3 separate regions of the Homo sapiens genome follow, and regions 1 and 2 are each linked to region 3. Evidence: chromatin contacts called from ENCODE Hi-C data. All regions are on one chromosome and are shown on one strand. The core of a region is the stretch at or near the end of the contact, and the rest is flanking DNA. Distances in the headings are between cores, read along the strand shown.

Region 1 (3,590 bases), core at 20-2,519, 3.7 Mb before region 3:
TGGAGCACGGAGGAGTGAGGCGGCCCGAAGGATGCCCGGGGAGACATGGAGGAACTGGCGAGGGCTTCCCGATGCAGGGCCTGGGGGAGAGGGTGAACTAATGCCTCTGCAGTGCCCCGTGGGGAAGTTCCGCATACTCGGCCAGAGTGATCGGAGTTGGCGGCTGTCTGGGGGAGTTGGGTCAGGAAGCCCCTTCTTTCGCCACCGATGGGGCACGTCCAGGGCCCGGCAGGTGTGCCCTGGCAGTAGATCTTCCCTGGGAAGTGGAGCGCGGGCCAGCCCTCGCTGTTCTGAGCGAGGGCCTGTCGTGTAGTCCACACCGTTCCGCGAAAGGAACCACCATTGACAGCCTCGTTCGATTAGAACCCGGACCTCCCTGGAATCCAGACTCGGTCCCTTCCCAGCTGCGCTTCGGAGGAGGCGGACGCTCCGAGAGGAACCCAGAGGCCTGGCGTGGGGGGAGCTGCGGGCAGAGCGGAGGCAGCCGCGCCCTCGCGCCGCCCTCCGCCGCGCCCGGCTCCCGCCCCCCGGATCCCACCCCCGGCCTGCCGCGGAGCCAGCGTGCCAGCCGGAGCTCGCCGGGCCACCCCGCGGGGCGCGCGGCCCGGGCTCCGGGTCTTGGCGGCGGCCGGTGGGGCGGGCATGGGGTGGGGTGGGTGCTCCACCTGGCCACGCCGCCGGCCCTTCGCGGGCTGGCCCGGCCCCGGACGGGCGGGCGCACGGAGGCCGCCTCTTGGGCTCCTCCTGGAGGGAGGCGCGCGGTAGACGGCGCGGCCGCTGCCGTCGGGGCGGTGGGCTCCAGACGCGGGCCGGCTCGCTCGCATGGTTCCCTGCCCCATCTCGGGTCCGTCGCTGCCCGTCCTGGTGTGCACAACCGCGCTGCGCCTCGAACCTCGAGGTCCAGGTCCCGCCTGCCCTGGGCCGGGCCGCAAGCGCCCACGTCGAGGCGGGCTGGGGGGCGGTGCCGCGGGCCAGGCCGACCCCGCAAGCGGGACTGGGGAAGTCGGAGCCCCGCCCACCACCCCGCCCCCCGCGCTCGCGGCCCCGCCCCCGACTGCCCCGCTCCTCCCCTTCCTGCCGGCTCGCTCCCGGCCCCGCCGGCCGCCCGCCTCGGCCCCGAGCGGAGCCCACTGCTCCCCTCGGCTGCCCCGCCCCGCCGCCGCCCCGCCCCTCCCGCGCGGGCGGCCCGAAAACCCGGAGCGCGGGAGCGCGGCTCCGCAGGGCCGGGCGGCCGCACTGGGCATGCTCAGTAGCCGGGGCAGGTTTTTTGGTCGCAAGTAGGAAGCTTTCTGCACTACACCGGAGAGGGGAGCCGCGATCCGGCCGCGCCGCCCGCACGCCGCCGCGCCCGCCCCAGCCCGCCCGGCCCCGCGGCGGGGCGCGATGAGCCCGAGCGCGAGCCGGCCCGCCGGGGAGTGAGCGCGGGGCGCCCAGGGCGCGTTGCGTAGCTGCTCCTGCGCACAACCCCGCCGCGCCGCCGGCCCGCACTGGCCGCGGAGTGCAAGAGGCTCGTCCGTGCCCAGCGCCCGGCCGGCCGCGGGAGCAGGAAGCGCAGGCCACGCAGGACCCAACTGAAACAAAGTGTCGGCCGCCCGGCGCCGGCGCCCGCCCCGACCCTGCCCCTCCCGCCCGCAACTCCGCCGCCCACCATGGCTTCCGAGGAGCTGTACGAGGTACCTCCCCTCCCCCCGGCCTCGGGCCGCCCCCCGCCCGCCGCCCCTCCCGGCCCGGCCGCGCCGCCCGACGGCCCCGCTCGCCGCCCGCGCCCGCCGCGTCCCCTCCCCCGCCGCGGCCGCAGTTTGCTGGACGGGAAATGTGTGTGAGGGGAGCCCGAGCCTCCGTTCCGAGGGGCCCCGGCCGGGGGGTCCTGAAGTTGCCGGGCGTGGGGTGGGGGGGGGGGTCCCAGCCGTGGGGAAGTGGTGCTGACACAAGTGACTTGCTCGGACTGAGCTCAAAGTGCTCTTGGCGTGGGTCGTGGAAGTGGTGCCTCCGTTGCCGCTCGGCGGGGACCGTGGGCGGTACGGGGGGTGGGGTGTGGGGGGGTTTCTGGATCATTTGATAAAGCATTTGGGAGAGGGTTTTGCCCCTGGTCGGGGGGTGGCGGGGAGAAGACCGGTGCAAACGCTTTCGACTTTGCTGTTCGCCAAAGCGATGCAAAATCTCGCACCGAAAATGCTAAACGTTGACCACATGCTTTAATTAGGTTAGCATTGTGGCCAGAGCCAGGAAATTTAAATTTAACGCTGATACACCGTCATTCATTTGCGCCGCAGCGTTGCAAATGAGAAGGGCATAGCCAGAACTGTAAGTTCTGGTCGATGGGTTTAAACCAGCTTCAAGTTTGAGAGTTACCAATTTGGATCTTTAGACATGTTTTGTATGTCTCCATGTAACTTCTTTTGACGTATTTCAAAGTAGACTTCCTGGGAGTACAGAAGTTTGGAAGGCTTTCTGTTCTTCTGGATAAATGATTCTCTTGTTTCACATGTATTTATAAATAAGTTCCTAAGAGACTTAAAACTTGCGAAGACTCTCTAGACTCACCTTTATGATGCGTTTAGGGACCTGGGTGTTGAGGGACTTAAGGAAGCATCTGTAACAAGTAGAGCCCTGTGGCCCCAGGGATCCTTTCAGTTGTCTTCTCTTATGGGCGTATTATTGCTGTTGGCATAGAATAGAGCTTTGTTGTCTGCGATGTTAGTCTTCTAGCAACTTTTTTGTTGCTTTTTAAGAGCAAGTGTTTGCAGAAGTTCTCAGGAGGAAGCTGCCATCTGTAGAATTAAGGGTAAGGTTGTTGCTTCTCCTTACATTGTATGTGGTCAGTATACCTTAGCTGGTACTGAAAATGTTCCATTCTTTTCAACCATTTTACACATTAGCTGTGCCCCGCTGTATTCAGGATACTATTTTAGGTCATTTGGGGATGTAAAAGAAGAAAAATCTCCCTGTTCTCAGGAGCTTTCCTTCTAGGAAGGAAAGTGTTGTGTGTCTGGAAGACACAGAAATGGAGGCTAGGATGTTTGAGGTTGAGGTCTTCCAGGTGAAGTCTGTACAGGGGGAAGTACATAGCATGAGGGTATGGGGGATTTTAGTTTCTACATTAGATCATTCTTTGGTTGTTTAGTCATGAGTGTTCACTCTTGGCATTTGCTTTTATGAGTATGATTACATAATCAGTTCCATCAGTGGATGAGAGTAGCACCTTATACGTAAGTTGTATCCTATGTGTGTAAGAATGATTCTGAAGACAGCACATTTCCCATTAGTATATTATGAACTAAGTTTAGTTCCTTCTGTGCTTATTCTATATCTTCAGGTTTCTGTTCCTAACAGAAGTTATTAATGAGTAACATTTTGTACTAAGTTTGTGTTCATTTAACGTTTATTGAATGCTTGCCATATGGAGGTTTCATGGGGAAATACTGAGGTGTGAGAATGGTTCATGCTTTCAAGGAGTGTCTGTTGGGGAGGAAGTAAGTATATTGCAAATAAATGATACACCTGCACAATTGAACTTTTGATTCTGAGTTTTATTTTAGTTTTGGAAAAAAAGGTATTATAGAAGTATAGTTCAGGTGATAAATTTAAGT
Region 2 (3,330 bases), core at 1-2,500, 3.2 Mb before region 3:
ACTCTTCCAGTGCTCAAGGGAAGTTTTACATATGCAACACACTGGCCTTAACTTCACAAATGACTGATTTCCATCCCTTTTTTCTCTTCTGCAGAAACATAACACTAATCATGCTCCTAGAATAACTACCAAGATAGCCTTTAGGGGGAAAACGTCACAAGACATGAACGTCTCCCCTGGTAGAAAGAAAGGCTCCTCCCCGAGGTCTCAGAGGCCACACCTGTAGGCAGGAGCACGCTTTTCGATGGCGGAGCCCGGTCCTTGCCTCGCAGCCGCCGGCAAACCACGGTGGCTCCCAGTCCCCGGGGATATTCCGCGTCAGCCCGCACCCCCGGTCCCCGGCCCCTGGCCCCCCGCCCCCGGCCCCCGGTGCCCGCTGGGTCACCTGTAATTGTAGGCGCTGAAACGCTTGCTCTCTCTCAGCATCGCCCGGTACAGAGATAACACTTGTGCGCGACTGGAGGCTGCCATTTTGGAAAGAAAAAAAAATAAACGGGTCCTCTTCGCCGAGGTCCCAAGTACGACCCAACCCACGAAACTCCAGCCTGTGCGGAAACCACGAACGAAATAAAATGCTGCGGCTCGGCTTTGCCAGCGGGCCGGGCCTAAGCCTAAGCGGGCAGCCCTGCGGATCGCGGACGGCGCCAGGCGTCCCGCGCCGCTTCGGGGGCGGGCGCAGGCAGGGCTCGGGGCAGCTAAGGGGGCGGTGCTGGGAGGGAGATGCCTCCGCCCCGCCCCGATCCCGCCCCCGCCCGGAGGCTCGGGACCCAGCAGCCGCTCCACGCGGCGGGAGGGCGGGGAAATAAGAGGACTGGCCGCCCGTGCATCCAGCCAAGCTCCTGGCGGACGGATATCGGAGGCCCAGGCATTCGAGGGACGTGCAGTTGCATCACGGAGAGCCTTTGGGAACCGTCTGGGGTCTTGGCGGAGACATTTGTGTTTCGGGGGCAGCGCCCCTTCCTACATCCAGGAGGCCGCGTTGCCCGGGTTACCGAAGGCCGCCGCACCGACGCCCCGCCCCTGACCGCCGATGCCCCTCCCACGCCGGCTGCGGTCGCCCTCGGCGCTGCCTGAGAGAGTTTGCGGGATTTCAAGGGTGACTTGATTTCGCCTGATCCTGGTCGGCAGGGTGGGGTTTCTTGGCATTCCTCAGGCCGGGGGATGCGACGTCTGGGTGTGGAGGTGATGAGCTAGGGGTTCTGTGGCACTCCGGCTCTGCTCAGGGCGACCTGCGTAGGGGCCTCTGGGGCAGGCCCGCTTTCTGTCAAAATGGCAGCGCCCAGCGTGCGCGGGTATCTCTGAAGTTGGGGTTTAAGATTCTTGCCCGTGAGAGCGAACGAGCCTGCCGTACTTCTGATTTTGAAACACCTGGGTCTGGGCTTCCCGGGCGAGCGGTGGGTGAGTGCCGGCCTCATTGCAGCCTGGGGTACGACGTGGGCGGTTGGTGTTGTAGGGGGTTTACATTGGCCGTGGATTTTTTCCTCTTTCCGGATGTGTTTTTGCTTTTGAGTGAAGAGTTCCCGTGGTTTTGTAACCTAATAAATGCATAAAATGCAGCTTGGGTTGTAGACTTTGGAGAATAATTAGAGACCTTTAGGGCTTTAGGCTTTCTCCAAGAAGCGGAGCAAGTTTTCAACCATGGCTTTCTTCAGAAGACTGCAGCTTTTTTGAATCATCTTATTAAAGTGGTGGATAAAGTTGCTTGTTCTGATCTTTGAGCATGGCACTGGACGCAGGAAGCTTCAGCCAGTCCTAGTTACTGTGTTTGCAAAGCACTTTTCTTGTTTTTGGAATCTTGCTTTATGTAATCAACCTTAGGAAGAACCACACCTTTCTGCACTCAAGCACAGCGAGAAGTACGTTATGCGTGAAAACAAAACAACTTTGCATTAAAATCCATCTTTCTCCGAACCACTTGGTCACGGTTGTGTTCTCATCTGCTTTAGTGTATTTGGTTTTGAAACGATATACCTGCTGTATGTCTAAACAACTTTATATTTTCAGGAACTTTTCTGTTTCCTTTTCTTTTTTTTGAGATGGAGTCTCGCTCTGTCGCCCAGGCTGGAGTGCAGTGGCGGGATCTCGGGCTCACTGCAACCTATGCCTCCCAGGTTCAAGCCATTCTCCTGCCTCAGCCTCCTGAGTGGCTGGGATTACAGGCGCGCGCTACCTCGCCCAGCTAATTTTTGTATTTTTAGTAGAGACAGGGTTTCACCATGTTGGTCAGGCTGGTCTCGAACTCCTGACCTCAGGCAATCCGCCCGCCTCGGCCTCCCAAAATGCTGGGATTACAGGTGTGAGTCATCACGCCCAGCCTCTATTTTCAGGAACTTTAAAGGCAGAAAAAACACTTCTCTGACCTTACCATTCTTTAGTGTACTTGCAACCTGGTGTCCTTGCATCCAGATATTCTTACTAATCCTGATGCAATGACATTTTTTAAAAGGCACTGAAGAGAAAATACTTTTATTAAGATATCTTTAAGTCTCCTCCCTGATTTCTTGAAAATCTCATGTCTGTTATTGTTTATTATTATTTTTTAAACAGGATAGCAAAACTTCTATTACTTCCTGGTTGGTCAGGTCATTGAGCAAATCTAGCCTCTGCTTTATTGAAAGGACTTTTTTGAGTTTTCCCTTTGCTATTTCTTAAAGGATCCAAGACCAAGGCAATTGCACATTGTTATAGAGTAAGATTCAGAGCTGATTTCTCTTGATACACTATTGTGTGCCAGTGATATGAAATGATATGCGGCACCTCAAAGCTACAACATTAATGCAAGTTACTGATAGAGAATGCTATCAGAGTGAAAAGGAAAAACTTGAAGATTATTTTGGCTTTTTTAAAAATAGCAAAGATTACATTATTTTATTATATTTTGCTTTTGAGAGTAAAGTTGGAATAATTACTATATACAATTGTTTCTACCTAATTATCAAGGAATTTAATCATTAACGTACATAATTAATGTATCTAAATTACTCAACTTTGTTGTAATCAAATAAAACTTTTCCAAATAAATATGTATAGTTTAAATAGTTTGGGTAGCTTAGTCCTCTGTTAGTACGAGCAATGGTTGCAGTTAGGAAAGTGATAGGCTTCCCAGTTAATTCTGAGCCAAGTCTTCATAAAAATACCTTATTATTTTATTTAAAATGGTTTACCAATGTGTTGGACATCATTGCCTGGAGAGGCTAAAAGAAAATAATCATTCCGTAGCTACATCTCACTTTTGCACATCTTCATTGCGGAGATGACTTAAAAAAAATAACTCGATTTGAGATTGTAAGTAGATTTGGGCCAGAAGCTGAAGAATGGACCTTACACATA
Region 3 (3,708 bases), core at 1,185-3,684:
CTCTACCTCTATAACTATATCTAATATCTGTTTCGGACCCTACTCCATCAGGCAGCCATTTTCTCTTGCCTAGATTACGAGACTGTTTATAATCAATTCTTCCCTTTCTGACCCATCTGTCACATGGCTCAACGTGAAGTCTGATCATGCTGCATCCATGAATAAGGCCTCGAAGTTAAAAACGAGTTGATGTCCTGGACTCAATCATATTATACATATTTTTCAAATTCCTAAATGATAATGGTATAGCTTTTTCGTTTTTATACTTGTTTCTCCTAAAAGCCTATGAAATCCTTAAGGCAAGAGATATCTTCCTATGATGTTCTGGCACATAACAAAAATGTAAGATTAAATGAAGGACTCTACCACAGTTTAGCAAGCACCATTTATTTAATCAACGTTATTCAGCTCCTTTCCAACACTTTACCACTTCTAATACACTTCTTGGCAACTTTATGTGCTGCAGATCTAGGCCATATGTGCAGAATGAAATCTCTCTAGCACTGTCTTTTCTACATGTATGCCAAAATACCGACATTGCTACTGAAACTCCCCACAAAACATTTGAAATGAACATGAAAATAAATTTGTTTCCTCTGCCTGAGGCATCAGTCTCATAAAACTTGCCCACCAAAGCCTTGCATTTAGAATGCTGTTTTATTAATAAGAACATCACTGGTGAGAAAGTGTGACTGATAAAGACCTCTGATACCTAATAACTGTGATCATTGGGGAATGTCTGCCATATCCCTTCCACTTCAAACATTAATGACTGATACTAACCATCATCTAAAAAAAAAAATGGGCCAAACTCCTTGTGATGCAAGGAGCAAAAATGAAGCATGGAATTAAAATTAGTTTTCAGACTAAATGATCAACATTGTGCTTTGCTTTTGAAGCTCACAGTAATCAGTGAAACTAAAATATATATATATATATTTTAAAAATCACAGGTGTGTATAATTGCCTGAGGCCTCTTCCTAAATTCAACACAGATATTCAACTTCAACTGCTAAAATGGAATAAAAAGGTAGCATTTCCGGCATACAATGTATATTTAAAAATTAAAATTAGTGATAATGTTGAGTTACAATGACCTATTGAAGTCACAATTATTTCAGTTTATTTTTGAGTTTTCCGACCTGAAGGACAAAAGTCCCACACCAAAAAAAGGTAGAATATGAAAAAAAAGTCATTACGGTGTCATTAACCTGAAAAAACGTGATTTTAACTATACTTTGCCACACTCAACGTTACAAATAAAAGAATCTTACCATGCCATTATGCCTTGATTAACTGCGCTCCGGAATCAATCATGGCCTATGGTGTACGATTATAAAACAGAAAAAACAAAGTTCCATCTCATTTCTTTGTACACACATCATTACACAAAGGTGGAGAAACCCTGTGCTAATGTTTGAAGACTATTCTTTTTTTTTTCCAAGAGAAAAAGTTAACACTAGGACTTTATATATTAAGTAATTAAGTAAAAATAACGCTGTCTAAATTATTTTGAAATGCTGCCTCTCTTCCAAGTTCCAAACTATCTCAATTCACTTAGAAAAACGTTTAATCAAAAAACAATTCTAGGCTTCTGATATCCTAATGTAGAAAAAATGCAGATACTCAACACTTAAGATTTTGTTAGCGCACCAAATCATTCCATCTTTTACTTTCAATATTCCTTAAATAATAAAAAGACGGGAGAGATAATTCAGTTGCAAAGACTGGAGGAAACTTGCAGAACTTCTAGTGGAAGTTTATGCCATAAACTTAATAGCCCAGCCAGAACAATCACATTCTACTGCAAGCCAAATGGAGAAAAGAGTACCTTGGAGTGCCCCTATTTAATAAACACGGAACGAGGAAACAGTTAACTGTAAATACAGTCTAGAGGTATCCAGGTGACTGACAGTTCTCCAGAGACCCCGAGAACAGCGTAAAAGACCCCTTGAGGTCACCTCACCCCTGCGAGTCCACGGATTGGGACCTGAGGGAGTTCTCGCCAGCCCGAGGGCGAAAAACGGGCGAGGAGGAACAGATGCTCCTCCCTGGAAACCGCCCGGCCGGTTTCCGCTCTTTCAAAAAAGGGAATCACCCGTTTCTTCCATCCCGACCTCATCCATTCCTCGAACGCTCCTTCTGGATGAGGAAGATGGGCAGTGTCAAGGTTTTCTGGAGGAGAGGAGATCTGGGTCCCAAACACAGGAAAGGCCCCGAAGGCACGCGTACCCCAAGGCCGGTATGTCACCCGGAAGGGTGACGGCAGCCTGCGTGGCGTCTGAGCTAGACGGAGCATCTCCCCCTCCCCTGGTCCGTCGCCATCACCTCCTCTTCCTCCTCCTCCTCGCCCACTCCTGCACTTTCCACCGCGGCGGTCGCCTCCCCGGAAAGCACTCTCAACTCCGGCGCCCGCAGGCCACTTCCGCCTATGTGTCCCTGCGCGCGTGCGCAGACGCGTGGCCCCGCCTCCCGACAGGCCTGTGTGGCCGGTGGCGGGCGGGCCGTTACCTCCCGCGCATGCTCTATGGGGTAGAGACGCTAGGCCGGCACTGCCTAGGTGGGCCGGGCGGTGCGAGGGTCGCCTTTCAGCCTTTACCTCTACCCACTGAAATGGAGTAGGTCGGTGAGCGCCGATCTGCTGGAGAATCTCATTATCCCATCGGCGCTCTGCCTGCTCCTGGCCTCCAAGCCTCTGAAGCCCCTCGGGTTTCAGCTGCCGGCTACCCTCGAGCCCGTGGTGCCCACGAGAGAGGCGACTTTACGTCAGCGGCCCTGGGCTGAGATTTGAGAACGCGACCAAGTGGAGAATGTTGGAGCCAGATTTTAAAATCCTTGTCTTCCTTCTGCGTGCTACTTGATCTAAATGAGATACGGCAAAGTCACAGAACCTGTTTTTATGTTTTTGCCTGATTCATACGGGCTTCTCCGGTGAAGATGGGCCTGAAGTAACGCTTGGGTTGCTTCTGACGTTATAACTCATCCTGTAGCTGCAGCAACCGTGGTCCTTGCAACCTCATAAAAATGTTGCCAGCATTGTTTCGATAGTGCTGCTTAATTCTTGGAAGGTAAATCTCAAAGCTTGAGGACCAGCCATCAAAACTTTTGTAAAAGGTTTTCCCCGCGTTTAGGGCCTCATCCATCACCACTGAGATGTAATAACGTAAAAACCAAGACGGTTTGGGGATGAGCTGTTTTCAGAGAATAATTAAGGAAAATATTACTGTAACGAAGATGGACAATTTTTGAAAGCATGCCTTGAATACCAGAAAGGGATGAATTGGATTAATATGTATGTTAGAATCCAGTCAGTTATGGACAACTTTTAAAATTTTACAGGCACTCTTCAGAAAGGGTAGCATTTGTGTCTTGTATTGGGATCGAGGGTTTGTAAGAAAGCAAGGCACCTACTTTGGTGGTGAGAAAAAAAGGTCTGGGTAGACATTTTCGTTTAATACTTGCCAACGTTGTTAGGCTGGTGTTAGCAACACTTAGGAATGTTGGAATTAAGGCTTAGAGAACTTAAATTTCCTAAAGAGATAGTAAATGACAAAACCTTTCAGTGATGCCATATCGTCACTGTATAATGTGAATTTAGTACTACTGTTAGCCATTTATATGGTGGTTATTTATCAAGTATTTATTAAATGGGCATATGTATAGCTCATATCGTAAACTATGCGTATGAGCTCCCTGTCCTGAAGAAAT

Evidence for each region. A loop is a pair of places that touch in the nucleus more often than their neighbours do. Pooled maps may share reads with other maps.
Region 1: a map of CD4-positive, alpha-beta T cell shows a loop between it and region 3 (7-fold over the local background). The contact joins the promoter of CDYL here to the promoter of SLC35B3 in region 3. A Hi-C loop is called at or near these places in 4 of 168 maps with a recorded cell type or tissue (CD4-positive, alpha-beta T cell, CD8-positive, alpha-beta T cell and naive thymus-derived CD4-positive, alpha-beta T cell) and 11 of 50 pooled maps.
Region 2: a loop to region 3 is called in a map of CD4-positive, alpha-beta T cell, with 5 times the contacts of the local background. The contact joins the promoter of FARS2 here to the promoter of SLC35B3 in region 3. A Hi-C loop is called at or near these places in 3 of 168 maps with a recorded cell type or tissue (CD4-positive, alpha-beta T cell and naive thymus-derived CD4-positive, alpha-beta T cell) and 7 of 50 pooled maps.

Annotation. Positions count from the first base shown.
Region 1 is chr6:4,775,135-4,778,724 of GRCh38, forward strand. It overlaps CDYL (chromodomain Y like), which reads left to right and starts at 1,270. Exons shown (of 7, transcript NM_004824.4): 1 at 1,270-1,673. The coding sequence starts at 1,650. CDYL-AS1 (CDYL antisense RNA 1) reads right to left here and starts at 292. Exons shown (of 2, transcript NR_183279.1): 1 at 138-292. RefSeq lists an enhancer at 1-614 and silencers at 422-1,051, 1,072-1,621.
Region 2 is chr6:5,260,263-5,263,592 of GRCh38, forward strand. It overlaps FARS2 (phenylalanyl-tRNA synthetase 2, mitochondrial), which reads left to right and starts at 1,251. Exons shown (of 7, transcript NM_006567.5): 1 at 1,251-1,398. LYRM4 (LYR motif containing 4) reads right to left here and starts at 688. Exons shown (of 3, transcript NM_020408.6): 1 at 386-688. The coding sequence starts at 471. RefSeq lists silencers at 179-488, 549-768.
Region 3 is chr6:8,433,111-8,436,818 of GRCh38, forward strand. It overlaps SLC35B3 (solute carrier family 35 member B3), which reads right to left and starts at 2,435. Exons shown (of 10, transcript NM_001370479.2): 1 at 2,233-2,435. LOC100506207 (a long non-coding RNA gene) reads left to right here and starts at 2,513. Exons shown (of 5, transcript NR_038980.1): 1 at 2,513-3,068. RefSeq lists enhancers at 2,063-2,202, 2,175-2,716, 2,213-2,272, 2,473-2,642, 2,583-2,662 and 1 more.